Linked DNA regions of Mus musculus: region 1 is linked to region 2. A link is a loop called in an ENCODE intact Hi-C map of the cell type or tissue named here. Cell type or tissue: heart. All regions are shown on one strand. Each heading gives the region's core, and the rest is flanking DNA. Links, peaks and the distances in the headings are about the cores only.

Evidence for each region. A loop is a pair of places that touch in the nucleus more often than their neighbours do. Peaks named below come from ENCODE experiments on the same cell type or tissue, not always from the same donor. Only the 100,000 strongest peaks of a DNase experiment are listed, where the experiment ranks them.
Region 1: a loop joins it to region 2, with 20 times the contacts of the local background. A loop is called at or near these places in 3 of 42 quality-filtered maps.

What each region holds. Positions count from the first base shown.
Region 1 is chr5:37,454,562-37,470,318 of GRCm38, forward strand. It overlaps Stk32b (serine/threonine kinase 32B), which reads right to left. Exons shown (of 12, transcript NM_022416.2): 7 at 12,175-12,278; 8 at 6,789-6,905; 9 at 5,041-5,166; 10 at 2,561-2,692; 11 at 374-438. Among named protein-coding and RNA genes, the nearest start is that of Evc2, 120 kb to the left of the region's middle. In heart, for the core only: a CTCF peak has its summit at 8,349; no DNase peak of the experiment used is centred there.
Region 2 is chr5:37,709,260-37,725,016 of GRCm38, forward strand. Stk32b (serine/threonine kinase 32B) reads right to left here and starts at 7,894. Exons shown (of 12, transcript NM_022416.2): 1 at 7,476-7,894. The coding sequence starts at 7,527. In heart, for the core only: a CTCF peak has its summit at 8,570 (motif pointing left); DNase peaks (open chromatin) are centred at 7,852 and 8,642; H3K4me3 peaks cover 1,547 bases; H3K27me3 peaks cover 4,110 bases.

The DNA.
Region 1 (15,757 bases), core at 4,348-12,347, 260 kb before region 2:
GCTCCCACATCATTCTACATCCCCAGCAGAGCCTACTTCTTTTTAGCATTAGAACAGAGATCCTAATTCTGAATCTAGAAGCATCCTTCCCTCCAGGGCTTGGGCATTGCTCCTTTTTGCCCTCCCTTCCAGCACCAGGGCTGCAATCTCTCACTGTTCGTAGGGTTGGGCCACCTTCTTCTGAGGTCTCTAGTGCTGGAATACAGGACCTAGGGGTGACAGAGTCCATGGATGGTTATAGTTCTCTTTAAGGATTTGGTCTTGTGGGATAGGCTCAACCCAGAGGTGACAGAGTCCAGGAGTGAGTGCACTTATGCTGGCGGCCTTGGTCCTGGGAGACATGTTCTGTGTGAGTGTAGCAAGCCAAACTTACTTCTCTCGGTTGAATATGATGAACTCTTTCCGCACTGTCTCCAAACACTGCTGCAGGTGTCCATTCTGTTGAAGGGTACAGAGAGAGGTCTAAATGGCAGCGCACTGGACAGGGGGATGTGGCAGAGGGACACTAACAGTGACTAGTTTATTTATATGGGAATTGTGGCCACATGGGACTTAGAGACAAGCCCAGTGGCTGGGTTCAGCAATTATGTCTGCAGACAAATGTGCTTCTGAGTTTGGGCTCCCTTATATTAGGATGCTCAAGCCTGCTTTAGGACATGGAGGAGGAGATGTTTAGATTGAGACATTCATGCCAAGCCCTCCGTCCAGGATCAGAATCATTTAGGACCCCCCCCCTCCCCACCTGCCGCCAGAAGCTGCATATAGATGACACATGATACTCTGGGAGCCTCTGGGATCACTAGTCTATGGTGCTTCCAGGGGCTGGCAAGATGGTTTCATTTATTTTTAAACAAGAGCACTAAAATAAGCTTTTAGTTGTTGTTGTTGTTGTTTTTTTAAATGAGAGGTCATATCCATCTTTATATTAAGGTAACTGCAAAAACTTAAAAATCTGTATTTTATAGAGGAAAGGACTGTTATGGACTGAGTTTTGTCCCCAAAGAGTATGTTCATTAAGCCATAGGGTCTTAATGTGGCCTTATCTGAGACCAGGTCTTTGCAGGTATAATCACGTTAAGGTGAGGCAGGGTGGAATGTTATGGGTGCTGAAGCCAGTGGGGTGTCTTTGCACAAAGAGCACAGAGACTCAGAGACAGGCCACAGGAAGTTGGAGGGGAAGGTGGAAGGATAGAGTTGCCAGCTGGGCAATCTTAGGAAAGCTAGAAGAGCTGAGATGGTATAATGGCTAGCGACACGAGAGACACATGATGAAATAATTAGTTCAGAGGTCAGAGTGCACACATAAACCCTTCACAGGAATGAGAAGTAGGGGAGTTGCAGGGTATGGTTGACCTAGGGGTGAGACTGGAGTTCTAAGTGATGGTGTAGGTGGCAAGACTGTGTTTATCTCATTGGCTGAGAAAAAGTCAAGCAAGATTCTCAGATCCCCAGAGTTCTGATTCATGTTGCTGCTCAACACTAAGATGCCTATGTGAGAAGGACAGCCAGCCAGTGATGGGCTAGGACAAAGTGACAGGATCTAGAACAACCCAGGAGACAAACTGCTGGGCTTACCTGTGAGAGAGATTCTAAACTGGATTAACTGAGATGGGAAGACTCACTTTAAATGTGGGTGGCACCATCTCAATGAGCTTGGTACCAAAATGAATAAAATGGAGAGAATGAACCAGGCACCAGCATCCCTCTCTCTGTGTGTTCTGACTGTGGACACCATGTGATCAGCTGCTTCAAGCTCATGCTATCACGCATTTTCCACTGTGATGGGCTGTCACAATGCAGCCTGTGGGGGTCCCTGCAGGATAGACCCTTATTAAAAGGTGCACAGAGACTGGGGTGCCCTGTATTGTCCCTGGGGTTCTCAGTGTGGATGGCAAGAATATGGGCACTCCCTCTTCAGTCATCCTTGTATATATCAGTATTATAAGAGATCATTCATATGCCAGAGGCATTTGATTTACTTCAAAAAAAAAATAGTAAGTCAACTCTCTGTGACCTCAGATCCAACCAACTGTAGTCTGAAAATACTGAGAAACAAAGAAATTTCAGAAGGTTCCATAAAGCAAAACCGAAGATTTGAAGTGCACTGGACACTACACAAAATCCACAAGAAAGGAGTGACATGAAAGTCACCATCCTTAGCCTCTCCTGTGTCCCAGAGGTCCAGCTAAGTGTTATCACCCAGTATGTCTTACTTGTGAACTTTGCAGTTGAGCCTGTGCTGGTGAGATAAGTGTTGAACAGCAATGTCCACCACCTATGTTATACACAGCATTTGGGCTGTGTCAAGTAATGGAAGTAATCCCAAAGCAATCTGAAGCATATGGGGAATGTGCCTGGGTTTTATACCCAGCACAACACCATTTTATACAAGGAGTGTGGGGATCTACGGGATTGGGATCTAGTGGGGCCCTGGCACTACTTCCCCAAGGACACAGAGGGAGGGAAAGGAAGGCTGTGGGCTGAAGTGTACCTTTGAATAAGAGGGGTCTGTCCTCCATACCTCCCTCCTTCCCCACAGAATCCTCCCCTGAGGGCTCACCAGGGGACAGCTGTCCTTTGTGCTGTCTCTGGACCTATGCTTGGCCAACCTCTTCTTCTTTTTGTGAAGTGGCTTGGATTCTAGAATCATTTCTTCAAGTTCAAATGTGGGGTCACAGTTCAGTCTCCCTTTCTGAAGGGAAGCAGAAAGAAAAACACGTTTCATGGTTATTATCTGTCACATCATCCTCTGCCCATAGCCCAGGCATCTTCACATGTGGCAACCGTTAGCTGTCACCCTGGGATGCCTCATGTTTCTCTCTGATAATATAATCAGTGTGGCCTAACCACACACACCATCGGTTCAGAGACACAGTCCCAGCTGGGCAACCATGCCCTGTTAACTCTCTGTCCACCTCAGCGGCTCTCAACCTTCCTGATGTTTCGACCCTTTCATACACTTCCTCATGCTGTAGTGAAGTCCAAGCATAAAATTATTTTCATTGCTACTTCATAACTGTACTTTTGCTACTGTTATGGATTGTAATGTAAATATCTGATGGTCTCAGGTAACCCCTATAAAAGGGTCATTGTACCCCCATGGAGTCACAACCCACAGTTTGGGGAGCACTGGTCTAAATCCTGTGACTGTTTATACATGCAAATTTTCTTTATTTTTACTAATTATTTCATTATAGACACAATCACAGGTCATTATTTTTCTTATTATACTTTTTATAATTTATTTTAAAGTTTAATTAATGAACTTTTGAGATAACCTTGGCAGAGACAGAGTCTTACTATGTAGTACTAGCTAGCCTCAGACAAACAGAAAGCTTCCTTGCCTCTACCTAAATAACATTTCTGATCAACATCTCCTGGTTACCAGTTCCTGTTTTCATAGCTAGAGCTGTCTATCCTCGGAACAGGCCCTGCTAGAGGCCTGCGTCTCCACCCTCCCTGACTTATAGGCCTAGACCCTCATATCAGGGTTCTCAGTCTTTGATGGCTGGCACCTTGATGACCCACCCATTAGCTATGCAGCCCTGTGACTATGGCATCAACAGCTCTGCAGCCACACAGGGAAGCACAGTATTGCAGTTCTCTGGTTTATAGCAGGCATCCTCACTTATAGGGACTCAGGGTGACAGGGAAAGATCTGTCTTCCAAAGAACTACCCTATGATTTTAGAAAGTAGTAGAACTACTACTGTAGTCCTTTCTGTTTTCATGTTGCTGGCCTGTGAGGCTTCTAGTTAAGAGAATCCAGGCCAGGTGCAGCCTCCAAGACAAGAAGCCTGTCCTCTCCACACCCCAGTTGAGCAATTCTGGATTACACATGACCTTTGCCCTGGGTCCACCCTTGTATGGGATGCACAGCCTCAAAGACTGCTAGGATTCACCGAGAGAGACCTGTTAAGCTTCCAGTGTCTGCCCCTTTAAGAACAAGTATTTTCTTGGCTGTGTCACAGTCTGGGTAACACCACAGGACTGCCAGCTTGAAACCTAAGTCACAAGCTAGGGTCTGCTGACCACGCCAATGTGGCCAGAGCTGTCAGACTGTCTCAAAAGTGGTGAGTGTTGATACAACCAGAGAGTGGGAGGCAGGTGGGGCTCCCCAGATAGAACCGTAACTAATCCAGGCTCTTCCAACACAACTCACAAAACCTTTGCGAGGCTCACTTTCCGCAGCTATAAGATGAGGGTAATGAGGCTGACAGGAGAAAATGGAGGAGGATATTTGGGGCTGCTCTCTGCCCCTCAGTACCCCCCATACACACATTGATCTCTGTTCTGTTTGTCGGGTTCTACTGTGAGTCCCATGGATCCTGGCTCCTATCATAATTGACTTCTTCACCTTGGCTAAGAATCCCTTTCCTGTTGTGCAAATTTGACCTCAGCATTTGTCCACCCCCAAGGGAAAGCCTGAACTCAGACTCACCTCTCTCCTGAGTGGCCCGCCATCCATCCATTCATTCACTCAGATGCAGGCCCTGGATCCTGCCTTGCCTGAGATCCAGCTCTGCTGGCCTCGTCCCAGGTCATCTTGGGAAAATTATTTAACCTCACCCAGAACACTAACAAGATCCACTCTCCGGCTGGTGTGAAGCTTCTAGGAGCCAACGCCTGGGAGGCTCGAAGAACAATCCCAGAGCAGAGCCCACATTTAGCCCTGCTGGCCCTGAGCACCCACACATACACACATGTGACAGTAGCAAACTGAGGACCTCCAGTGCCTTCTGGTCCAATGAGGAGGATGAGCTCCCAAGGGATGGAAGGCTCCCTGTGACCAATCAACATCTGCACTAACACAGTCCTTGACATCTGTTCAGAAGGGCAGGAGAGACCAGGGGCTCTCAGCAGCCCTTGGCTCCACTGCAAGAAGCACACCTTGGAAGTCTGGTCCACATACCCTGGATCTAGGTGAAGTGTGAATCTGTTGGTGCCTTACTTCGGTGACTTTCAGGGGGTTCACCAGTCAGTGGCAGGGGTCAGGCTTAATACCAGGAAGGGACCCATGGAAGGGGGTGATATGACTCACATTGGGCACAAAGCCAGGCATCAGGGCCTTCTCGAATACTGCATCCCAGTTCATGTCAGCCAGGTAGGTCATGCTCTGGATGTCACGAAGACTTGACAAGCGGCTCTCAGGGTCCTTGGTCAGCAGCTGCAGTTAGAGGGCAAAGGCACACTGTGAACGGTGTATCCCATAGGGATGAGCATGGACTTGGAACATGACTCCTCACCCAACACTTAGGGTGTCCTTGCATGCTATGCTTGGCAGTGGCCTGCCCCGTTTGGGTCTGGGTTCTCTCTGGAATGCTAAATGTACTGCTATAGCAAGGGAGGGACTTCAAGGTCAACTCATTTCTCTAAGGTCATCTGGCAAGCTACCCTTGGGGAGAGACTAAGTTTTCAGCCCTCTGATAAGCAGCCTCTCTCTGATGTTCACGAAAGCTTTGATTGGAAAGAACAGGCTGGCTGCCTCATCAGAGGACTTCTGACTTGGTTTCACAAGAGTGAAACGGAATGTTCCCTCAGGAGTTACAAGGTGACCTCTGCATCCTAACTGAGTGGTCCACTTTTAACTTCTCTTGAAGGCCAGTTTCTGCTAATGGAGCTAGAGTATAAAAAACAGCTACAGAGGGACTGGCAAGGTGTCTCAGTGGTTAAGAGCACTAGCTGGCTGTGCATAAGACCCCAGATTTGGGTCCCAGGACTCACATTTTAGCTCAAAAACGTCTACAGGCATTAGGCCATGTATGTGATACACATATGTACATGCAGACAAAACATTTATACACACTAAATAAAAAAATTAATTAAAAAAATGAATAGCTCCAGGTCAATACTTTGCATTTTCTTTTTGTATATGCATATGTGTAGATGTGTGAGTATATGTGTGTATGTGTGTGCATATGTGTAGATGTGTATGCATATGTGTAGATGTGTGTGCATATGTGTAGATGTGTGTGCATATGTATAGATATGTATGCATATGTGTAGATGTGTGTGCATATATGTAGATGTGTGTGCATAACCCTGTGTGCATGAGTATGTGGAGGCCAGGGTTTCCATGTCTTTCTAATTGCTCTCCATCTTAGTTTAGTGGTAGAGTCTCACTGAACCTGTAGCTCATGGGCTCAGCTAGATTGACCAGCAAGCCTCGGAGATCCTCCTGTCTCTTCCTTCTAAGGGTGGCATACTGCTGAACTCAGACGTGTTGGTGGGTGGTGTGGGTTTAAACTCAGGCTGCCATGCTTGCAAAGCAAGCACTTGGCCAAAATGAGCCATCTCCTCAGCTCCTGCACTGTCTTTTAAAACACTCTAATTTGTGAGATGCAAAGCCCGTGGGGATAAACACAACAGGACAGGGCTCATCCCTGGGACTCTCACATAAAGGAAATGTCCAATGGCCAGGAGCCCTCCTGAGATTGGCTGTTGTTGTCTCCTGGGAAGAGGAGGAGTCCCTTACTTTCATCACAGGGCCAGGGTGAGGACCAACAGGATTGGTAAGGACCTAGCATGTGCTAAAGAGGAATGTGACACCCTTCTTGTTGGTACTGCCACTGTCATTGCAGAAACATCTTAACTCTCCACATGGAGTGGTCAGGACCACAGCACACATTCTCCTAGCAGCCCTTCCTAATACCTACATGCAGTAGGTATTTCTGTTTAATAGGAACTTGCAGTGGACTGGGAAGAGCCTGGGCCAGGCTGACACACACCCCACTGTGCTGGGTGTTAGTGCATTAGTCATCACTTCCACACAGCTGTCCAACCTCTTACCTTCTTCAGCAGGGACACCATCCCCTCACACCACGTGGAGGAGTAGTGGACACGCTCCACCTTGAACATGTTGAGAATCTCATCAATGGGTGTGGCTGAGTGGATCTCATATGGCCTCTGCAACAAAGGATGATGCCAGAATCAGAAAGAATGTGTTGGTAGAGGCAGTACCCTCTTGTTCAAGGACTGTGTGGTGATGGAAAACCATTTCTATCTCCTTAAAGATGCTATGGGCTCTTCTATCTCAGCAAGGCAGTGTAATGCAAGAAGAGGGCATGGATGGATTGTCTTGGACATAGGAGGCTGAGGTATTTGTCTGTGAGTGGAAGAGGCAGGACTCACTCAGCAGCCGGGTGAGTCACAGGCTGGAGTACTGATACCTGCCATTGAGTACCCACAGGGACACCATTAGTCCCATACTTCATCTGCAGGAAGAGTGGCCAGCACCTCTCTCTGTCTTGGCTGAGCAGGTCTATGAAGAGTCAGACATTATATGTGTTGGGTCTGTGTGAATACTGGGAGGACACCTACAGAAGCCATGCTTGTGAGAACTTTGTATGTGAGTATATATACATGCATGTGTATTCATGCTCATGTGTGCATCTGTGTGTAGGCCACAAGTTGACCTTGAGTGACTTCTTCATTCTCACTCTCTTTCTCAACCTGAAGGTCACCGAATGGGTTAGACTGGCTGGCTAGAGAGTTCCTGGGAACCTCCAGTTTCTGCCTCCCCAGCCTTAGGGTTACAGGTGCTTGCTACTGTACCCAACTTTCTTTTACAAAGATTTTAGGGGATCAAACTCAGGTTCTTATGCCCATAGTGCTTCGCAAACTGTGCCATAACCCATCGTTGACTATGAGAACTTTAACCTTCAGACATAGGTGGCATGTACATTTAAAGTCATCCTGGGGTGACTCAGCTGAGGTGCTTCTAACTTGGGGGCCCCAGGTTTAGCCCTCCTCTGTTTGGGTGGGCATGGAGGCACAGACCTTCCTCCGAGTTAAACAGCAACTATTAAGGCCTGTAACAGAGCCAGCCTGCACTGACACTTTGCTCCATTGTCCTCAGGACGCCCTTTCTCAGAAGCTGCTCTCTTTAGAAGGTACGGTGATTGCAAGTCCTGCTGGCAAGAGTGGTTTCCAGCAGCAGGAAACAGGTAGCTTATTGCAGAGTGCAGGTATGTCTTTATTCCAGGAAACTCACTTTGTTAAAAAAGGCAATTTGCCACTAAATGGAAGCATAAAACGGGAGAGAACTGGCATGGGCCTGCCGTTTCTTCTGCTAGAGTATGGCAGGCAGACCATCGAATCCTCTGTGTGCTTTCTATTCTCTTTATTCAGAATAACCGGCCTACAGGCAATTTGAGACTCTAAATCCTGAGCATGATTCCCCCACCCCCACCCCCCCCCTGGAAATGATCTCCACAGAGAACTGATGAGAAAGCTGGAGTCCCCGTGATAACGGGCCCTGGAAAGAGCAGAATCACCTTCCAACTCTGACTCCAGGCACTGTGGTCTGTCCTTCACTGGGACAGCCAGCAGCCTCCCCATTAGGTGGAGCCCTGCTCCAGTGGTGCACACAGCGGTCCTTGGTTCTGCACTGGGCCTCTCTCTCTCTCTGAGGTATTCCAGATCTCCTTCCTTTATTGATTTGGCCTCTCTATACCCCAAATACTTTTGCTTACAGTCCCCAACAGCTGCTGGCTGGAGACAAAGGCAAGAGGGAACACACAGGGAGGCAAGTTGTTGGTAGTCAAGCTAGGAGGGCAGCATGGTCCCTACTGGGTCTCCAAGCCTCACCCTCTACTGATAGGATCTCTCTTGCACCATTGCCTCCCAGGCAGGCGTCATTCAGTCTGCTGTTGCTAGTGTGCAGAATCACCTCATTATCAGCCTTGACCCCAAATATCCTCAGCACTGGAGTTAGACCTCATATACTAGGATCTCCTCTTGTAGCAGAAGCTGGAAACAGGTGATGCCCAGGCATATATCCACATGTAACTACTGCTCTGTTACTTCCCTGAATAAGTCTAAAGTACATCACTGTACCATGTACCAAGCAAAGCCCTCAGAGTCCTTTACGGAAGTTCCCTGACTGCCCTATGACACGTGGTGGGATTCAGCGATGGGTGAGTCTGCCTCGGCCTGCCTCCTCTGCCTCACTCACACCATTGCCAACAGCAGTGTGGTTCACAGATGAGTCATCTTAGCTGTCATTCGAGAACTCCCCTCTGCTCTTCCTAGTAATGTCTTCCATGCCTGAGCTGCATCCACAGCCTCCATGGGACCATGCAACTTACATGATGACATTGTCTTCAGCACTCTGTCCCTCAGCCCCATGCTGCCAGGGCTCTCTCTGGTTACATCCCCCCCTCCATACTCCACAGAGACCATATTCATTATCTCAGACAAGTTAAGCATGAATTACAGTGTGGATAAGTGTTTCAGCTGGCACACCTGAAGCCTTATTGTCTAATAGGTGGTAACCAGGCTGGGCCCAGCCTCATAGTGTTTGAAGGATGCTAAGCCCTTGAAGGGTGCTGTGCTGAGACCACAGCAGGCTTCTCTGGGTGTGAGTCTTGTTGAGGTTAGAAAGCTAGAGCTTGTACAGTGCTGACCACTAGGGACCAGAATGTGATGGGTAATTTACATCACTAGGTCATTAAATCTCCACAAATCCCTGCTGGGGAGACAACAGAAGTTGCCAGAGGATCTGAGCTCCCTGACTGTTTACAAGTCCTGCTGAGTTAAGGTCACCAAACGTGGTTCCTGATGAGCCAGTGAGGTTCCTCTCAGTCTTCCTATTATAAGGAAGCACCCTTCCATTGAGGAAGAAGGAAAACTCCCTGTTTGTGGAAGCTGTGGGAAGTGACTTCTCTCTGCAAGTGAGGAGCCCTCTGGATCCCAAACGTGACCATCTGTTAGGGTGGCGTCCAGCTAGCAGGGATAGTGTCCATGCTGCAGGTCACTAAGTATCTTCCAGGAGGACGTGGTCAGGAGGCGGAGTCTCCTTCCACCCAGTCGGTGCTCCAGTCTGCCTTTTCGGTTCAAGAGCTGCAGGCTGATGGCAGCTCGCTCCGTGTTTAAACTGCAATTGCTGGTGGCGCTCACCTGGGTTGTTTGTTCCAAGGTAGGTTTGCAGGAGTAGGAGTTCACATTCTGCTCTGGGTTCCAAGAGATGCTGTGTCCCTTGCATCCCTTGCCCAGATTGTAAACAAGTTCTACTTGTTTGCACAGGAGACCAGGTCCCTTTGTTCTTCCCGTGTGGTGAGAACTCCTCATGGGAGAGACAGCTGCTTTCTGTCAGAACTAGAGCATTTCTGAGATGCTGGCGAACAAGCCACAGGAGTAGCACGAGTCCCCACGTGCCTTTTCTGGAGTTCCCCAGCTCCAGGCTCCTGCAACTCCAGTGGGGAAGCCCCTGATGCTTTCCCTGTCTTTGGAAAGCGAGGAGTCTCAGTTCTGTCAGAACTGTCAGTGACAGCCTGGAAGTGACAGTGACAGCCTGGCTGTCAGTGACAGCCTGGAAGGAATGGCCAGGACAATGGATGACTTCCGAATCCACAGTCTACAAATAAACGGAGCAAGGTGAGGGGCTATTGAACTGGTCATTTGGCTAAATCAGTGGTTTCCAGCATGAAACCCAGAGAGCAACCCATTTCACCACTCACCGCCCCTCTGGTAGACAACGCTGACATGCAAAGACAGTTGGGAAAAAGGCTCAGCCAGTTCCTAACAGGTGGTCTTTCTAGTACTTACATCGTCCCTGTACCACAGGCCCTCACTGACCCCGTGACTCTCTCTCTTCCCTTGAAGTAGAAAACTCAAGAATGGGGCTGGTGAGATGGCTCAGTGGGTTAGAGCACCCGACTGCTCTTCCGAAGGTCCAGAGTTCAAGTCCCAGCAACCACATGGTGGCTCACAACCATCCCTAACGAGATCTGACTCCCTCTTCTGGAGTGTCTGAAGACAGCTACAATGTACTTACATATAATAAATAAATAAATCTAAAAAAAAAAAAAAAAAAAAAAAAGAAAACTCAAGAATGAGACACGAGGAACTTAATTTTTAAGAAGCAGGCTTTCTTCCATTCTTGGGCTTCTTTGCCAAGCCATCACTGGCCCTTGAGGAATAACAGCCAGCATGCTTTCTGCTGGCAGGCTTCCACTTTTGAGGGCCACTGTGCAACAAGGTCACCTGCATGAAGGATTGCATTAACCGCGCAGCCTCTGGAGGACAAGCATCCTGGTTCATCTGGGATTGGGGAATGCTTGTGTTCCCTGTTGGCTGCAGAGCCAAAAAGGAACTGCCAGAAACAAGCGAGCCCATGGAGTGCCAAGCCTTCCATTCAGTGCTTGAGGAAGCAAACAAGTCCTCATTTTCTCTGCGTTCTAAAAATGCCATGCACTGCAATTAAGCTTTCGAGGAATTCGTGGAAATAACTGAGTTCGAGAGCAGAAAAATAGTTGGCCGAACTAGAGTGAGAATCTTTGTGCTCGTGGAGGAGTTCGGGTACAGGATGCTTTCATCATTGTTTGTTTGTTTGTTTGTTTGTTTGTTTGTTTGTTTGACTGATTCATTCATTCATTCATTCATTCATTCATTCATTCAAGAAGCATTCATTCATTTACACTATCCTAAAGAAGGGATTCTCCCACTAAAATAAGATACTGCCTTCATGGATGCTGCCCTCTGTTGTCATGAATATCCACATAAGCAAATAGATGCAAACTTGTGTTAAGACTTGCAAAACTTTGTTTTGGGCATTGGATGAACAGAGACAGTTAAAGCAGGGAGAGTGCCACAGTCCAGGGACAAATGTCCCCTAATGCCATTTTGTCCATTACATAGCTGAGGAAACAATGGGTTGGGGAGGTGAGTTGACATTTTCCAATTATACTTGTGCAAGGAAAACACACTTCAGAGGTAGTTTGGTCACAAGAGTTTGTACTTAAATAAAACTGTGAGGTGTTGGTTATCAGATGGCTCCATCATTTTCAGCAATTCATGCAGACTAGTCCCAAAATAAAACCAGGCACTGACTGTCCCATATCGCCCTTAGAGATTCCTGAGTCATATGTTTGAGAAGGATGGGGAGAGAGGAAAGAGAAATGAGAGAGGATACCCAAGCAAGAAGTGGGGAAGTTGGGCTTGCATGCAACTGTGGGTGCAGAGGAAGGGGTTTGAAAAATCAAAGGCCAGGGTGCTTCAACCTTCTGTGACCTCCTTCCCTGGGCACGAAGAAGGATTTCTTTCCCTATCAAAACAGTAAGTGGCTGAGATGGAGATGGAGCCCTCTGAGGGGTGGCCAAAATCCTGGTCCAGCACCCCCTCCTGGCATCTCAGCAGCTTTGCAGATTGAAGTCCTCCCTTCTACAGGACTTACCCAGCCTCGGAGCAGCTCATAGGCTGTGACACCCAGTGACCACCAGTCCACGGGGTATGAGTACCCAGGGCCTCCATCCACATACACCTGGAAGACTTCAGGGGCTGTAATGACAAGGCAGAGAGAATATCAGCCAAAGCTTGACTTGAGCACAGGAAGACAAGCCTGCTGAGACTTTTACTACCACCAGATCCTGCTCCTGGGGAGATACTTTGGAATTAGCAGAAAGGGACTGAGTGTGTGTTCCTATGCTAACAGCCAGTGAGGTACTTGTCCATGGAGAGACCCTAGTATAGCTCACTCCTACAGTGGAAAGTAAGACCTGAGCACATGGGTTTGGACAATTGCCATTCTGTCTCAGTATCAACATAGGCCAGGTGGCCAGCTATTAGGATGCTGAGGACTCTGTACCTGCAGCCCAGCTCATGAATGATCCAGGCATGGAGTAAGACAGAGAGGAAACAGAATGGACTTTTGGTGGCAAAGGAAGGAGTGAGGAGGTGGCAGCTGCCTGAGGGGGCAATGGGTTTATGTCCCTGGCAGAGGCAACATTTTTGAAAAGAGATAGAAGGAAAGGTTGTAGAGCAGTGTGGAGGGGTTTGCTACCCACTCCGGGATGGCACAAGTCGACATGGCTAATCTGATGTTATGTGAGTTTTACCTCTCCGTTGTTCTAGAGAGCCACTGGACCGAAGCTGTCAAGGCTTTAGGTGGCACTGAGGGCATCAAGGAGAGATTGGAACAGGGCAGGTAAGAAAGATCAGGTTGGCTGGATTCTCCACTAGTATCTGACTATGTTGAATCTAGAGCTTAAATCAGATGAACAGTCAGATCCCAGATCCTAGATCCCTGATCCCAGATCCCAGATTCTAGCTAGCTTCTGTTTTTCTTTCACTCTACATTTTAATAGTGTGTTCTTGTCCACAAGCTTCCCTCCCCTTGATACTACAGCCTCTTGGGATGTGCTACCATTTAACACCTTTAACAGATGAGGTTCAGGGAGAGTCTATGGGTGGATGGGAAGTCACATGGCTGAGACAGGAAAAACTGAATAGTGCTTCCTACTTTGGCCAAATCCCTGTCTGACCAACATTCTTTCAGTGTGGAATCATGTTCTATTTCTGGAGAATGATGGAATTTAGAGCTTGAGAAAATAGCGACTTGTTGTGTTAGAAATAGGAAGACAGTGGGTTTGGCTGGAATAGAGTTTAACACATCACTTAGTGTCTTTACCTGTTTTGACAAATGTGGGTAGTAATTATGGTTTATTCATTTGTATATTTATTATCTTTGCGAATGTGACACAACTTAGAATCCTCTGGGAGGAGAATCTCAATGAAGGGTTGTCTATGTGGGGATGGCTCAAAGGTATGTCTCTGAGAGATTATTTTAACTAAGTTAACTGATGTGGGAAGATCCTGCCAACTGTGGGTGGTACCATTCCCTAAGCAAAAGGTCTTGAACTGTATGAGTGAAAGAACTGATCTGAGCATAAGCAAGTGAGCATTCATATGTTGATTTCTCTCTGCTCTTGTCTGTGGGTCTGATATGATCGGCTGTCTCAAGCTCCTGCCGCTGTGACTTCCCCACGAGGATCGACTGTAACCCAGAACTGTAAGCTTAAGCCTCTTTTCTCCAAAGTTGCTTTAGGTCCCAGTATTCTATTACAGTAACACAAATGGAACTAGAAGAACCAGATGGCTGGGACAATTCAGCAGCTGCCTGCAGGACACCTGGCTCACACCAGACACTCTGTAAACTGAAAACTTTATCAATGGTAGTCTGATTGTTACACAAGGCTTCCCTTCCATTGTCATGCCACCCACCCAGTACCGCCTAGCAGAGAGGTGGAGACCATTCAAAAATCTACCCTTCCTGCCGTATGAATTAGCTTTCTTCAAATACTGCAGGTCTTGGATTTTCAACTTTGTTTTTGTGTGTACTTTCCCATCTATCCCTAAATCAGCAGACTCCGAAGTCAATGATCTCACTTGTTCTTTACTCCATCCCATCGCGAAGGCAGCCATTGATCTAGAGGAACCCATGGGAACTTAATGCGCCCAGATCCATTTACTTGTCTGGCTTCTTCCTGACTTAAGAGATCTGGGAGAGAAAGGCTTGCATGATGTTTGTCTATGCAGTCCTAGAGCCTGGACACTATGACCTTGTGACAGCTTCCCAGGTGTGCCCATGAGTACAGCGTGTGTCAAGTGCATCCCAGTGCTTCCTACAAGTCCCTGCCATGCCCACAGTCCAGCTCACACTTGAGACTCGGTGTAGAAGCTGCAGGTGAGGGATGCTACCAGGTTCCCATGAATAGGAGATGGCAGACATTTGCAGTTGCGGTGAAACTGATTCTCCCCTCTCTGCACTCTTGTGGCTGATGACAGAACAGAAACGTTGATGTCATAAACCCTGCACAGCTGCTTTTGTGGTCAGGAATCACAATGCAGAAGCCAGATGGGAGCTGAGAACCCGGCAAAGTCCTGGTATGCATTGCTTAGTGAATGACAGCACTGTGGCTGCCAGCTGCTGTGGTTCTGAACAAATTGAATCCTTTCAGCGCTCAGTGGGACAGGTGCAGAAGGCAGTCTGTGATGAGGAAGCAGAAGCAAGAGGGTCCTCGTGGGCTGAATGGCAGGTCCCCAAGCTTCACTCCCAGTACTTGTGAATACCATCACATTCTGAAATAGGACCTTTGAAGCTATAACGGAGGGTGTCAAGATAAAAAGCATCAAGGTTTAGATTTGGTCCTAAATCCCATGAGTGATGTATTTATAAGAGAGATGAGGGGTGATCTAAGACACAGGATGGCTGTGTGAAGAGGGAGATGAAGCATGGAGTGAGGAGGCAGCCCAGGGACACCTGAGGCTGCCTGAGCTGGAGCAAGTGGAGGGACATCCCCCACCCCCAGCCAAGCCTTCTGAGCAAGAATGGCTCTACCACACCATGCTAGCTCAATTCCAGCTTCTAGAACCTCAAGGAACAGCTTCTCTGTGGTTTTAAGCCTGGCTTAGGAAAGTTTGTTCTACAGTCACAAGAAGCAACTTGTCAGGTAAGGGACTTGTCAGGATCACCCATCTAGCTTGGGAAAGCTGGGATCAAATGGGTCTCAGGTTTCTGGCATCAAACCCTTTCCCCTGGTCCTGGAGAATGCCAGGAAGGACTGGGTTGCCTGGGGATTGGGGATCTGGTCCTTCCTCCTCCATCTTCTCATCCATAGTGGGTACTTTACACTATATATATCCATAGAGGGTACTATATCCACTAGGTCTCCTCTGTCTCCATGGAGCTGGTCCAGCTCAAAGATGTCTTCTGGGAGGAAAAGGCTCAGTTTGTTGCTCATTTTTTATCTTTTCTTATGTGCTGCCTTTGGCTAGATATCATTATTGCCCCCTGACTCCTTTAGGAGCTTTGTATCCAGCCCCACCCCTAGAGCTTCCTGCGTTGGTCTGTTCTTGAGGCTGAGTGGGTCTCCTCTCTGCCTTGTGATGCAGACCATGGCAATGTACTGGAACAAAACATCTTACTGCCATGCCAGCTGCTGTAGACATGGTTCTCCACAGGGATGCCAGCTCTGGGA
Region 2 (15,757 bases), core at 4,912-12,911:
ATCAGTTGATTTAATATTGCATTTGGCCAGAGAAAAATCCACATACTATTTCCATAGACATATGGAAGCCTCCCTGACTTAAAGCAGCAGGTCTCTGTGGTTCCCGGCTAGCTGGTAAAGGGTGTGGCCTCTGGTCCATGCTGTTCTCACACCCTTCAAGCCATGCAGAAGTAAAGTTCTGCCTTTTGGATAATTGTGCTTGTCTTAAGATAGACAGACAGGAAGTGGCGCCTACCAGCTGGTAAATATTTTACCTGAGATAAGATACAGAACAATGCTGACCATTTGGATCAACGTCATTCACGTGTCCCTCACAATCTCAGAGCAAACAAGGAACTTTGAAGTTTTCCCAAGAAAGGGGTACTTGAGAGATAGCTCATTAGTTAAGAATGCTTGCTGGTCTTCCAGAATACCAGCACCCACACCAGGGAGCTCACAACCACCTGTAACTGCAGCTCTGGGAGATCTGACACCCTCTACTGGCCTCCACTGACATCACACTCACATGACAACTGTGAGTAAGTACACACACCCACACAGACACACGCATACATAATTAGAAATAAAGTGAGTCTTCTGTTTTTTTCTGTATTTTAAGCAGAAGAAATGCTGTGCTGGCCCTAACAAGCCACCCTGGGAAGGTAAGCCATTTACTTTGATGACTTCTCTGGTAGGGTATCTTGGCAAAATGAGCCAGAAGGCAAAATCCCCAATGAGCTGGGACACTCAGGAAAATCAAAAAGCCAAGTGCTGGAAGGAGAAAGATTCCCAAGTTGATGGTGGCATTGACTTCATGTTTTCCTTGGCTGGGATGACTCTGCCTGAAAAGACCCCAGCTTCCCTTCATTGGTAGTTTAGGTAGCTGACTCTCCTTTGCTGTTGTAAACTTTCCCTCACTACCATGGTAACTAGTATACCCTGTGAAGTGGGGGACCCCAAGATCCCTCTGAGGAGCAGTTTCTCCATCTCCACTGTCCAGGGCTCAAAGCCTCAATTGTAAGCACCCATCGAACACTCAGCCTCTTGCTCTTTCCCGTTCTCAGAGGAACATGGCAGCCTCAGTGCTAGCTGAGGACAACTCATCCTCCTCTAACGCCACTCCCTTTCTTCTCGATGCATTTAAACCTTTCCTCCACCTGGGGATCAATCCTGCCTCTGTCTTCACACAATTCCCTCCCTGAAAAGAGCCACTCTCTTCTGCTGTCCCCTAAAGCAAGAGTCGCGTCTTACCCAGCAACGAGAGGTGGGAGCCCTCTGCCTCTTTCAACAGAAGGAAAATTGATATCTGGAGTCACTGCATGCAAACAATGTTTTAACACTACAGACTGCCTGGTGCACACACCTCGGTTTTTGCTGTGTGGGGCTGTCTCCTGGGCTCCCTGAATCCTGAGACTGGGAACTGCCAAGCTGATTGCAGCATACCATCCATTCTGCACACTCAATTCCCTGCCTGTTTGTTCCAAGATAGAAACCTGAGAACGGAAGCAGGAAGCCCAATTCACTCTAAAGTCCACACAAATGCCACTTATAAGATAAAACTGTGATGTCTTCTGTGTTCACTCCTCGGTGGCTTCAGAACCCAGAGGGACACAGAAAATTCACACACACATACACACACACACACACACACACACACACAGAGAGAGAGAGAGAGAGAGAGAGAGAGAGAGAGAGAGAGAGAGAGGGAGGGAGGGAGAGAGAGAGAGAGAGAGAGAGAGAGAGAGAGAGAATAAGGGACCACCTTCAGCCTACACTCAGGCATTGCTTCCCAATGTTCTTCAGTGATTCTATCCTGGGCCTGGCAGGTGAAAAGGGGGAAAAAAAGCAAGCCATTGCCACTCTTCAAAGAGGTTGCAGACTCATTTAAAAAGTGGTCTGTGATACTCTTTGGATGCTGAACGCTGCCCAAAGGCTCACACTCCCCAGCATAGTGGGAGACAATCAAGATAGGGGTCCCTAAATAGGACGTCTGCCAGCTACTGGAGCCTTGCCCTCAGGGAGAGTTCTACCTTGGTTCTACTGTTCACTTTTGCTTCATAGCAGAAGGTTTTCCTCCACCACATGAAACATGTGACCAGCCTCACTACACATCTGAAACAGCGGGGGCTGATTGATCAAGGGTAGAAACTTGCAGATCTATGAGTCAAAATAAACTGTCTTTTACAAACCATTTACATCAGATACGTTGGTATCTAGTGGAGAGTTGACTAACATGAGATTTAACAATTGCATAAGTTGGAGAGTCCCAAACCACTGTGCCCTTCCCTGGTAAGAGCTGGAGAGGTGGTTTAAGTTCGGTCGTGGTTGTTGGTGTCATCACTGTTTGAACAATATTTGGACTCACTGCAACATCTACTTGCCCTCCTTCTGTTGGCATTCTGGTCTTCTTCAGATTTTTTTCCCCACATGTACCAGAGTGTCTCAAGTAGAGGTGACTCTACCCAGTGTCGAAACAAGGCCTAAACATCTGGGCTGGCTGCTTAGTGCACCCGATCTCCCTGCTTACAGAATGGTTAAAGTCTTAACAGGAACCAGTCATCGGTGACCCTGCAGTGATCTGAGGGATATGAGCTCTCTCCTCCACTTGGAATCGCAGTTGCTGGTGGGTTCCATGAGAAGAAAGTCTGTCCTAGCATAAAACATGCAGAGGAAAGCAGAAGACGAATGAGGGAAGGTTCCAGAGACTACTGGAGAAGCCGAACTAAGCTGTGGCTGAAGAGATTGGCACTCACTCACATGCACAGAGTTTATTAGCATCTCAGTTCTACTCCGGGGGTTCTTTTAGACCTTGAGACACAGGAATTCTCATGAAGTTCCCATCTCAACAGAGCTCCAACCTTTCACGAGCCTACCCTTTGGTTTCCTCCTTACTGCATTTGCAGTGATGTAGAAGACCCATTGCACCATGATTTGGAAGCAAAAGATCTCCAGAGGCCCATCTGCCAAAGACTTGGTTACCTACCCACCTATGCCACCAATGGCAGGTGAAACCTTTGGGAGATGGGACCTGATAAAGGTGAGCCACACCGGTTGCTACTCTGCTATAAAACCCCTGTGCCTCTCTGACCAGCCCTCTTTGTTCATTTAAATGAGACGTGTAAGTTGACTTATCCCAAGAGGCACCTTCACCGTCGAGACCGATATAACCAATCAGCAGTGCTGAGGCCTCAATGTGAAACATCTTCCACAGGCTTGTGTTTTTGAACACTTGGTCCTCAGCTGGTGTTACCATTTGGAAAGGTTGTGGAGCCTGTTGGAGGTGGAGCTGGCTGGAGGAAGTGGATTATGACAGGGTGGGCTTTACAATTTATATAAACAAACAAACCCCACTTCCTGTCCCCTCTCTGCTTCCTAAGTGCAGATATAATGTAACCAGCGGACTCCCCATCTAGCTGCCAAGCCTTTTTTTTTTCCCATGACAGACTGTGTCCCATTAAACTGTGAGCCAGAATAAGCCCTTCCTCTTTAAGGTGCTTGTCAGCTATTGTATCACAGACAAGCTGCAATACAACCAGCTGCCAGGTTCCCTAAGATGTGTCCTCCTGATGTCCAGCTGGCTTTCCTCGGTGTATCCATTCACTTACCCCTCAACCTGTCCTCAGTTCACTGGCCTTTCTCTACCAATGAGTAAATGACATGGATTCAGAAGCAGAAAGTAGTGACTTGGTGACATCCTTAGAAGGCATCCTGGGACCCTAGCTTCCTCCTGTCTCTTTCTGTCTCCGGGATGCTACTTTTCTGGACACATATCTTTTGCCATGACCATAATGCCATCCCACCACAGGCTAAAACCAGCAGAGCCAAGTGATGAGGGTCCAGACCCTCAGAAACTATGAACTAAAACAGACCTGTCCTTAGAAGTTGTTTGGCTCAGGTATTTTGTTACAGTGACAGAAAACCAACATGGCTGGTAATTAAGAAAATAACCCTGCCAATAGTACGGTAGGTGATGATGATTGGCAGAAAGAAAATGCAGCAAGGGGTGAGCAGAGAGCAGAGAGGTCAGTGAAGCCCTCGTGAAGATCTGGGGGGGGGGGGGCGAGGGGGAGGGAAACATGGACCAAGTTCAAAGTTGGCTGGGATAAGAAGGGAGTGAGTGCCCCGACGGTGGGTCTGAGTGGGCATATGCAGGACTTTACTTTCATCCTAATTTTCATGTGACTTGCCTCTAGGACCAGAGAAGAGTGAGACAGAGGGGAACTGAACAGAGACCTGGCTTCTGTACCCAGATGACAAGGCAGGAGGGCAGCATGGAGGCCATGCTGGTAATCTACATGCTAGCCAGGACCAGGGCTTGAAGCAGATACAGAAGGGACCAAGTGGCCCAAGCCAGTGAGTTCCAGCAAAAGCATGTGCTGTTGGTTTTATATCATTCGCTCAAAGAGGCTCGGGTGGGGGAAAGCTCCAACTTCCACCTTACCGCAGATGCCATTATAGTAAGCACACTGCTATTTCACATGCCACTAAGAGAGAAACACTGCCAATACCTTGGCACAGCCATTCTTCCTGGGACATGAACATGCCCTGCCGAGCTTCTTGCTGAAGGCTTTAGCATGACAACTGTTATCAGAACACAGTAAGTGCCATGTCCGCCCCCTCACCCTCTGAGAAAGGAGAACAGTTATACACTGGCAAACTTCCAGCTGTAGTTTATCCATTTGAGTCCTTAATATTAGGTGTGTTTAGGAGCTAGCACCTCAGCCGCTTGGGGAAGCATGCTGGTTCACTGACTCCCACTACCCCCTGCCTAAAACCCTTCAGTACCTCCAGAATTCCTGAAAGATCAACTCCACACATCCAGATAACCCTGGACCCTTTGAGGCTGGTCTGGTATTCAGGGGCTTTTGATTAAGGCTCCACCTTCCTCGGATGCACAAAAGGCTCTGCCAGATTCCCAAATGAACCCTGCTTTATCTTTACCAACTGCCTTTGTACATTCTGTTCCCATCTTTAGAAATGCCTTTCCCCAGGAAAGTCTTGCTGACACTTCTGCAAGACTCGAGTGTAGAGAAGAGTTTACCCTCCCAGGGTGAGGACCCCTCTGCAATGGCTCCACTCCTGGCACCCAGCATGGAGTAAGTGTGAGAAAGATTATATGTAAATGCATATGGAATACATGAACTGGCAGACTGTACTCCACACGTGCACAGGAAATGCGTGGGGATGGCTGGAAGGCCCATGTGTTCATGCTCCACTGCACTGGAGAGTCCCAGACTTGTACTTCACCCTGCACCAAAACAGATGGCTTACCCAAGTTTGACAGAATCTGGATGGGAAACCAAGACAGGAAAACCAAAACATCGATTACAGTAAATATTTTAGAGCTAAGAAAGCATGAATGGGGTCATTGCCACAGAGGTGGCAAGTCCCCTCTGAGAGTTAAGCATGAAAGAAAGGGGTACTTTTCTGAAAAAAAAAAAAAACACATAGACATTAGATATGGGAGGGGGGGCGTCTTACTGACCGTATTTGGTATTTTTGTAAGGTGGGAGTAATAAATGGTGACATCAAACAAGAATAATTATAAAATATAGTTACAGGCTAAAGGTATCCCATTGTTGTCTTTACACCCAATGAGAAACTCTTTTATTTAATTTAGAGACTTATTTTCTTTAGAAATCTATGATCTACCACACAAATATATAATATACAATACTTTGGGGTATTTGATTAAGGTGAGTTTAAATTTCTCTGGGGCAGGGAAAAAACTAGGTATGATTTCAGAGTGCTAATTGTTAATAAATGCTAGTGTTATATGTAGAGGTGTGTTTCAAGGAAGAGAACTAATATCAGGATTGTGCTAGACGAAATAACTGTCGATGAAAACCTGATGTATACATGTAAAACTCAACCTGTTTTTAAAAGATAGAGATGTTAAGAAAACTATCAGTGTGACCTTGACTCGGGCTATACCCATGGACTTCTAAACGGGGGCAAAGCTACATGGAAGTCCTAACTCCCTCTGGCACATACAGAGCCTCTACTGTCTCTGGCTTCTACTAGCCCACTCCAGTCTGAAGACCAAGAAGATCGGGGCTACCAAACAACCTGTAGCCATACTGAGCCCTCCCTGCCTATCACCAAGGATGTTCATTCAGACCCACCAGACATGGCCTCCTGCAAGGAAGGACTACCTGGCTGGATCAGCAGGTGTCTGCACCTAAGTGGGGTCTCACCGTTTTGAGAGGGCCAGCCTTGAAGGTTCTAGAAACCTTATGTACCCTGTACAGAGGATGACCTCAGCTTTCAGGTTTTAGTCTATGATTGGGGTGTTCCCCTCTCTCTCTCTCTCTCTCTCTCTCTCTCTCTGTGTGTGTGTGTGTGTGTATGTGTATGTGTGTGTGTCTCTCTCTCTCTGTGTGTGTCTCTCTGTGTATGTCTCTCTGTCTCTCTCTGTCTCTCTCGATTTCTCTCCCACCCCTACAAAACAGCCACAAGAAAAGTACCTGTTCCACTGGGATCTGTGAGGACTGAGTAAGCCCAGCACAGCAGCTGACATAAAAGAAAGCTCAGGATGCCTAGCATTTGGGGCACGGTGGAGATAGATAGGCAGAGAGAAGCCAGTGTATGTTATCACACAGTAGGTTATTAACCAACGCAGGTGTCTGTAAGACACTTTCCACATGTGAGTAATGATTGAACTTCCAACGACCTGATTAGGAACCTTCACAGATACGGATGAAATGAGGATTCAGAGGGGTTGAGTCCCAGGACACATGATATTGAAAGTAAATGCTAAGAAAACTTCTTACACTTTTGCTCAGCCAAATACCCATTTACCAAATCCTGCCACCATTAGCTACAAGGACTCTCCAGACCAGGCATCTATACAAGGTTGATAGCCTACAATACTCCCTACCAAGAAGCTAGCCCCAAGCAGGGCTCCTTCCTCAGAGCCACTGACTTCAGCTACAAAAAGTTTCCTTATGCCGTCCTGATACCAAATATGCGGTCCTGATACCAAATAGGTGGGGTCTCTCTCTCTCTCTCTCTCTCTCTCTCTCTCTCTCTCTCTCTCTCTCTCTCCCTCTCCCCCCCTCCCACACACACACACGTTGTGCGTTGTGCACTTTCACCCAGTAGGCCACTTCTGTGTTATCCTCAAGTTCTAAAGGCCACCTTGGAGTCCCAGAATGCTGAGCAGGAGCAACGCCCCCTACTCTACTGTGAAGCAAGATCTTCCCTGTGACGCCCCCTCCCCCAAGTGATACCTTGAGTCCCCTTTTCCTCTCCCAGTCTTCTGTCCCAACTCTAGGTTCAGCATGATCTGGGCTTCCAAAAAGCACTAGAGCCTAAGAAGTGGCCAAGTAGAAGCTCTATGCCTAGCACTGGGCCGGTGCACAGCCAGTGCGAGGTTGACAAGGCTGTGCTGAGACCCTTGCGCTACACTCAGCAGGCGCTCAGTGAAGGATAGCAAAAGGAAGGGACGCCCAGGGGATGTGGGGAGTGGCGGCTCCTGTTAGGGAGGCTCTTACCTTCTTCGTTCTCATCAAACACTGGGGGCTTGTGGGAGTGGTTCCCGCCCATATTCCGCCGCTACTGCCGCTACTACATGCCCGGCCTCTCCTTTCGGGATGTCAGATGCAGGATTCTCACAGCGATACGGGATCCAGGATGCTCTTGGGATGCAGTGTGCAGGATGAGAGCCCTGGGATGCAGCCTGGGTGAGAGCAGCCAGCCAGGGTTGTAGCGTGTGTGGAGGGGGCCGATTGCAGGGCAGGGATGGGGACCGTGTGGTCACCCCTCCTCCAGGGTGTCACCCCGCTGCGATCACCGCACCCCCTGAGCCCTCACCCGATTCTCTCCATGACGCACAATACACGGATGGAAACCCGGGGACTCCCTGAGCCCAGACCACCGTGCAGCTCTGCTCACAACGGTGGTGAGGAAAAAGGAGGAGGAAGAGGCGAGAAAGGAGGGTGGGAGGGCGTGCAGCAGGAGGAGGGGGCGTGGACCCGGATCTCAGCCAAGAGTTAGAAGCCACCGCCCCCCACTTCACAGTCGGGTAGGCGGGGACTCCGAGGGAAGGGGCCTCCCTGGAGCTGCTGGGTTCCCGGGACTCCCCACCCGCAGCGTTTGACAGTTCGTATAGACTCAGAACTGCGCTCACCCACTGGCTCCGCCACAGGCTTCTTTGTTTTCCGGGATGTTTAAATGAGTGAAAGGAGGGCCCAGACAATCGATGTCTAATATGTAACCTCTCTCGTTGTACATTAAGAAACTGAGGCCTATGAGGCTGCCGTTTATGTTTAAAAAAAAAAAAAAAAAAAAAAAAAAAAAAAAAAAAAAAGTACGTTTTTTGGAAATTGCCTGTCTGGGTCCTCCGGATTGGGGCAGGGTTCACATCTGGGTCTGGGCTTCTGCAGCAGCTGGGGCGAGCTTGAGGGAGCTGGCGGAGGGACGGGGATTGTCTTTCCAGAGACCAGGATGCCTAAGGACCCTAGGCTTGCTGGGGCCAGAGTGGGCGGCACAAACTCCCCAGGAGGCAGACATTACCTGGCAGCACCGGCTGCTGGCCCAGACTTCCCAGGGTCGGGTTATCTCTGGCCACATCCTGCCACCTGCTGGGCACTGGGAGCCACTGTGAGAAAGCTAAGGCTCTTTTTTGGGTCTTCCAAACCTATTCCCTTCCTTCTGTCCTCTACCCCACCGTGTCCTTTTTGACCAACACAACTTTTAGACTCCACGGGGAGGAAGGGGGAGAAAAAGGAGTCGGCTCCACCCTCACCTGACTGACTTAACTGCTTCTCATCCAATTGGTCTCATCTAGAAGACTACACACACCTGATGTTTGTGTGCCAGTCCTGGGGTTCTCCTCTGTGGTATGGGATGATACCCAGGTTGCTGTAATATGTATAAAAGAAGCAAGAGCGCCTGATGGGAGGTTAATAAAGACAAGCACACGTGTTCCTCCTTGCACCAAAGAGCTTCAGTGGTGTGGCCAAGCTACACCAGATCCAGCATGGCCAAATGCAGAACACAGGAAACACCTCAAGAGTCAGTGGGAGAAATTCAGACAGTGCCAAGTCTTTACCCCATTCTAGGGGTATTATTGTATGAATAAATCGTACAATCTCTTCTGGCCTCAGTCCCTCCATTTGAGCAATGGGACTAATGGCACATCTACCTTCTCAGGGCTCATGTTGGGGAATAAGGGGCTTGATAGTGATCTCTGGAACACAGTGAGCATGGCATGAGTGTGTGCTGTTGCCTTGGATCATGAGTTGCTGTGTGGGCATCTTCTGCCTCCTAGCTCAGGCGAGAGAGGGAGGAGCTCTTAGAAGCTGTGACAGAAAGCTATGTGTTTTGAAGCATTATCACAGAATACTTGGCTGATATGCATTTGAAAGTAATAGCCATATCAGCAAAGATGGTCTCTGTGATTTTGCTGTTAGAAAGGTTCCCAGGATCCTTGGTGATAGGAAAGCCATTTGTCTGCCCCTCCCTGGAAGACCAGAGAGACCGACCTTGAACATCTGCTCCCTCTCCTCTTGGCATTGTTCAGACAATGTTTGCTAATACTTCTAATGGGTCAGGAACTAGAAATGCAGTGGACTAAGACAAGGTATGGCTTCATACCGGAGTGTAGGAGGCTTTAGTGGTGACACGAAGTGAACCTGGGCCTGTAAGGGTCAAGGGGAGACATCAAACCACACATGCTATCTGTGAGGGCTTCTTAGGAGAGAGGGGTCTTCAGCTAGGCATGGAAGAGCAAAGAGAATCGGCAGATAGGGGTAGAGGATGGAGAGTTACCTGTACAGTTCCCACAGTCAAGAGAGAAAGATGCCTTCTAGAATAGTCAAAAAGAATAGTTGTTTTATTGAGCACTGTGTGCCAAACTCTGTGTCCAATCTTGGTGGGTTGCTCAGTCCAGCAACCACTTTCCTCTTTACCTTCCTCTTCCTCCTCTTCCTCCTCCTCCTTCTCTCACTTAGACATGGTGTGCTAGACTCTGAGTCTTAATTGCATCCCATGAGCTGTCCCCCCAACCCTCATGATGGCCCTGGCAGTCAAGTACCCTCATCACCCATATGGAGGAAGAATATAGCATTAGAAGGCTAAGCTGATATCAAAGGCTAATGGGGAAAAAAAAGATTCAAATTCCAAAATCAAATGTCTATCAGATTTGCTGAAAGGACATGGTGGTGACCCAGAATGGAAGAGTGACTGTTTTGAGAGTTACAAATAAATTCAGCTTTTATATTTTTCTTCTAAGTGTTTTTCTTATGTTAACAATTAGTAAAAACAATGGTACTTTCACTTTGAAAAGTCTTTCAAACATTGCCCCTGATTTCATAAGGCATGTGTTACTGCTATAGTTCCTGTGGCACACAACGGAGGTGGTACAATTGTCCCTGTGTTTTCAGATGAAGAAAAGGAGGCTCTTGGAGTTAAATGGCTGCTCCTTAGTGCCATTAAGATCATTAAAATGTCTCTGCAAACTCAATGGCTTGAAAGAACGGAAATCCCAGCACTTAGAAGACAGAGGCAGGCAGATCTCTGAGTTAAAGACCAGCCTGGTCTACACAGTGAGTTCCAGGACAGCCAGAGTCACACCAAGAAACCCTGTCTTAAAGAAAAGAAGAGGAGGAGGCGGAGGAGGAACACGAGTTTATTTTTGCTCCTTAGGAGACCAGAAGTCCAAAGCTAGGGTGCTCACCTCACTAGTCCCTTTAAGGAATCTGTGGAAGAATCTATGCAGTGCAACTTCTGGCATGGTCTAGCTTCTGGCTCCAGGTATTCCTTCTCTAGGGGCTACAAGTCCTCATTCTCTGCTGCCTATGTTACCTACTTTGCTCCTAGATGCCTCCCATGTGAACTTCCCTTCAGTTTTACTGGAATGGGGCTTCCCCAATGGCCCAAGAGGCTCCTGTTCAACCCAGAAGTCTCCAGGAATGGAATGGGAGCTAGTTGGTGAGTGGTACCGACCTCTGTCACCTCTGGTCTTAAGGACAGCTGACCGTAGTGTCCTCCAGAAACCTCAGCCACGAGTCTTCATGGTGCAAAGCATTGGTCACATGATACTAGCAGCATCTATCTGAATCATTCTGAAGAAAGACCCTTCCTTTTCTACAACCTACACGTGCTGGGTGCCATCAGTCCCCCAGGAGAGAAAGTCTGAACTTGACTCCAGCTGTGCTTCAGATGAGGCTGGTCCCCGGTCTGTCCTTCTTTCCTCGAAGCTGATACAGTTTTGTGGGGGCATAACTCTATGCAAAACAAAAACTATTTCATAAAATAAAATCCATCACTGTCCCCAACCCAAGCCTGCTGGGCTTTTATTTATAAACTGCAGGGCAGGGCAGGCATTGTTTAAGAATCCCTTTGTAAATTAGACAAGGGAAACTAGGAGTGTGTTTTCCCATTACTCTCCAGCTTCAAAGACAGATGCTGAGGGAGACTGTCCTTTTGTGTTTTATATTTGCAAATTGCTGTCTCCTGAACACTTGTTCTATTGCTGAGAACGCGAAGCCAGATCCACTGGCTACTCCTGCATTTGTGGCTCACCATGCCTAGGACTGTAACGCTTGGTTTTCTGTAACTTGATCTCACCGTGGAAGCTAATGTTGTTCCCTGGAGCAGGGTGTCTTCTGTGCCAAACCATTATTATTTTTTAAGGGTCTCCCAGATCAGATCTTGTTATCGTTTATGTTAAGCCTATTTTATTTAAAACTTAAGTCTGGTTTGCCTAGAGTAAATACTGTCTGCTGGCGTTACAGTTTGAGTCATTCTGCCTGGCAGCCTTGTGCCTTACAAAGAGAGAAAATGATCAGGCTGTTTGTGGCTCACTGAGATAAGGCAGGGCTTGCACGTGCAGCCCTGTGATTGAGACTCGTCTCCCTTGCACGGGCAGTTATCCCTGGTGATTAAAAACTCAGCATTTCAAAGCACAATTTTACTGCACATCCTGGTGTGTGTTGTGTGTGTGTTCAGTCAACATAGGGTTTATAAATTGCTCCCACTGTGGGTGTCTGCATTTCTTGGCATTGCAAGGCTCCCCTGGAGTTATTTTTATAGTTTGGAACTTATAACCCTGCAAGATCTGAACTGCTCATTCTTACATTAAAACAATTTGCAGCGTAGCTCCACGGTGCCCTCGAGTTATGTGTTTGTGGAAGACTACAGTTGCAATGTGAACCAGGCTGGGCAGGAAGAGTTTCCCAACTGCCAAAGGCAACATCCGATCAAGTGTGTTTCCCCTATATTCCTGCCTGGTTTATAAGGATTCTTAGAGGCTTAAAGGAGTGTCGTGAACACAGGGAAGTGTGTTTGTGAGTGTACACATGTACACGGCTAAGTCCTCTAAGTCAATTCTTCATTTATAAAATAGGGGAACATTTTCTTGATGTCTGGACTTGAGAAATGATTCCCCCAAAGCATGTTGATGATCTATCTCATCATGATCTCAATAACGAAATCTTGATGCTGCTCCCTGTCCCGTCTCTATCATCTTGATTCCTCCCCCAGCTCCCCTTCAGAAGGGGCTATCACTAAAGTGCTTTCATTTGACTAAAAACTTCTAAAAGAGTTAAAGCTGACACAGCCCCTCCCTGGGCATCCGATCCTGTAACCACAGAATCCTAGTCACTACTGAGAGGAAGAACTGGTGTTTGTTCTGGATTACCTGGGATTCTCGGGGAGACCTATCTGGACAGTGAGAGTATAATCCTTGGTGACTTTCTGCTTCTTCCCTTCCAGAGTCCCCAAAACTGTCACCAGCCATTCATTTCCCCCTAGTGACTATTTAGACCTATCAAAATTACCTGTTCCTCTTTCAAGCTCCCCTCTGAAGAGGGGGCATAGGTTTCTGAAGCTTCCTGGGTTACAGGCTCATCATTCTCCTGCCCGTTCACTTTTCTCCCTGAGAAGACCTTATGTGAACAACTTACAGGAGCAAGGTTTTTACTTGTCCTCATGGTTTGAGAGGGGACTACTGTCCATCATGGTGGAGAAGGCATAGCATGACAGAGTTGCACATGGGGCTCTTGGGTCTCCATAGACCAGAAACCAGAGAGCTCAAGCCAGAAAGCAGAGCCCTACAAGACCAGCGCTCCACTCCTAGGGCCCTATACCTGCCATGTAGGTCCCTGTATCCAAAAGAGTTCACAATCTCCAAAACAGCACCACAGGCTGGGGACCAAGTGTTCAAATACATGAGCCTGTGGAGGTCTTTTCATAATAAATTCATAACATTGGACTGGAAAGATGGCTCGGTCGTCAGAAAACTTTCCTAACAAGTACGAGAGCCTGAGTTTGGATCTCCAAAGCCCCCTCCCCCAACAAAAAGCCTCATGTATTTGGTAGGAGTCACAGCAAAGATGAGATGGGAGGCGGAGACAAGTGGATTCCAGAAGCTTGACGGCCAGGCCAGCTCATCTCTGGAGTTCCAAACTAGTAAGAAACCCTGTCTAAGATAAGAGATGGACAGCACCTGAAGACTGAAACCCAAGGTTGTCCTCACTCATACCATGTGCACACACAACTACATACACACATGAACACACAGAGATACGGCAAAACTGCAGCATCGGATCTAGGTGCATCTGTAATTGCTTGTGCCTATTCTGTCTGTCTGCCCTCGTCTTCAGCACCAGCACATACCTCTGTGTGTTGATGGTGAGCTTTGGGGACAATGACCCAACAGAGAGCTCACCAAGGTCTAAACAGCCGTGAGTGTAGGCTGCCAGGGTGGCTGTCCTAGTTTGCTCTCTGTGGCTATGTTAAACACCATGGCCAAAAAAAACAATGATGAGGAAAAGAGTTAATTTCAGCTTACATCATGAAGGGAAGTTAGGATAAGAACTCAAGGCAGGAACCTGGAGGCAGGAACTCAGTCAGAGACTATGGAGGTGCCCTGATTATTGAATTGCTTTCTATGGCTTTCCCAGTTTTCTCTCTTATAGAACCCAGGACCATATGCCACAGCAGGATGGGCCCTTCTACCTCAGTCAGTAAGAAAATGCCCCACATTTTTGCCTGCATGACAGTTTGATGGAGGGTTTTGTTTTGTTTTGTGTTTTGTTTTTGTGTTTGCTGTTTGTTTGTTTGTTTGTGAGACAGGGTTTCTCTGTGTAGCTCTGGCTGGCCTAGAACTTGCTCTGTAGACCAGGTTGTCCTCAAACTCAGAGATCTGCCTACCTCTGTCTCCCAAGTGCTAGGATCAAAGGTGTGCACCACCACCACCATGCAGCAAGGAGACATTTTAGAACTTTATTTATTTATTCACTTCTCCTCCCGATTACAGTCCCTGCTCCCTCCCTTCCTCCCATCCCCACCCTCCCAAGCCTCTCCTCCATTACCCCTCCCCTTGTCCCCAAGGAGGCCTTTTCTTAATTAAGGTTTCCCCTATGACCAGATGACCCTTGCTTTTGTCTAACCATCACATTAGCATTAGACATATTACACTTGCCATCAAACCTGAAGACCTAAGTTGGATTCCTGGGACTCTTGTATATGGAGAGACCGGACTCACGCATATTGCCCACAGTCTAGTCTCCCCCAACAGGATGTCCCTCCACATGGGAGGGAGGGCAAGGCCAAACTACTAAATGTGGAGGTTGAAGTATGTTACTGCTCCCTACTGAATAGAGCCCTTTCCACCACAGAGGTCTTATCCCCACCCATTACAGCCAAGGGAGTATCTGCTGTTGACTGCAACTCTGTCTAGCAGCCATGTTACATGCCTTCTGGGCATCAGGAACTGTTCTAAGTGCTGGATGTTCACTAGGAAACTGGCCAGGTGTGGTCCCTGTACTGGATGCTCACAGCAGATTTCGGGTTTCTCCAGCATCCTTGATTATAGTTCCTTCATGCCAGCCTTTGAGACAGGAATGACCCTTTCTGCAAGTGAGAAAGGCATGCACTGAACACAAACATGAAGATCCAACCTCTGTGCGTGTGAGTGTATGAGTGTGAATGTGGTGTGTGTGTGTGTGAGAGAGAAAAGGGTGAGTGTGATATGTGTGATTATGAGAGAGAGAAAGAGAGAGGGGGTATGTGTATGAGTGTATGAGTGTGTGTGTGTGTGTGTGTGTGTGTGTGTGTGTGTGTGCACGTGTGTGTGTGTGTGTGTGTGTGTGTGTGTGTGTGTTGCATGTGCATAGGTTGGAGAACAAGCCTGGGTGTCATTGCTCCTCAGTTCCATCTCCCTTGGGTTTTTACATTTACATTTACTGTATTCACTTGTGCACTAGGGAGTGCATTACCTACCATAGTGAAGGTGTGGAGATCAGAGGAGAGTCTGTGGGAATCATTCCTCTCTTTCCACCCTGTGAGATTCTAGGGATGAAATTCAGGTCCCCGAGAGTGGAGAGACGTGCCTTTACCTGCTGAGCCACCTGACTACACCAACTTATTTTGCTTTGGTGGGAGGTTGTTTGGTTCTTCGTTTTTGAGACTGGGTCTCTTGTTGCCCTGGGGTTTTCAGATTAGACTAGGCTGGCTGACCAGCAAGCCTGACTTGAGGGATCCACCTGTCTCCACTTCCCTAGTACTGCAGTTACACATATGTGCCATTAGTGCCTGGATTTTTCTTTTTTCCATATGGGTTTTGGGGATTGAACACTGGTCTTTGTGCTTTTACAATAAGCACTTTGTCAACTGAGGAATCAGCCCAGCCCAGGACTTTATGTCCTCTGTGCAGTGAATGAATCTCAATTCACAAAACACCTTTGTAACACTCATGCTGAGAACCCAGGGCCTGGGTGAGTTTCCGTACACTTGGGTCTCCACAGTGAGAAAGAATAGTTTGGGGACT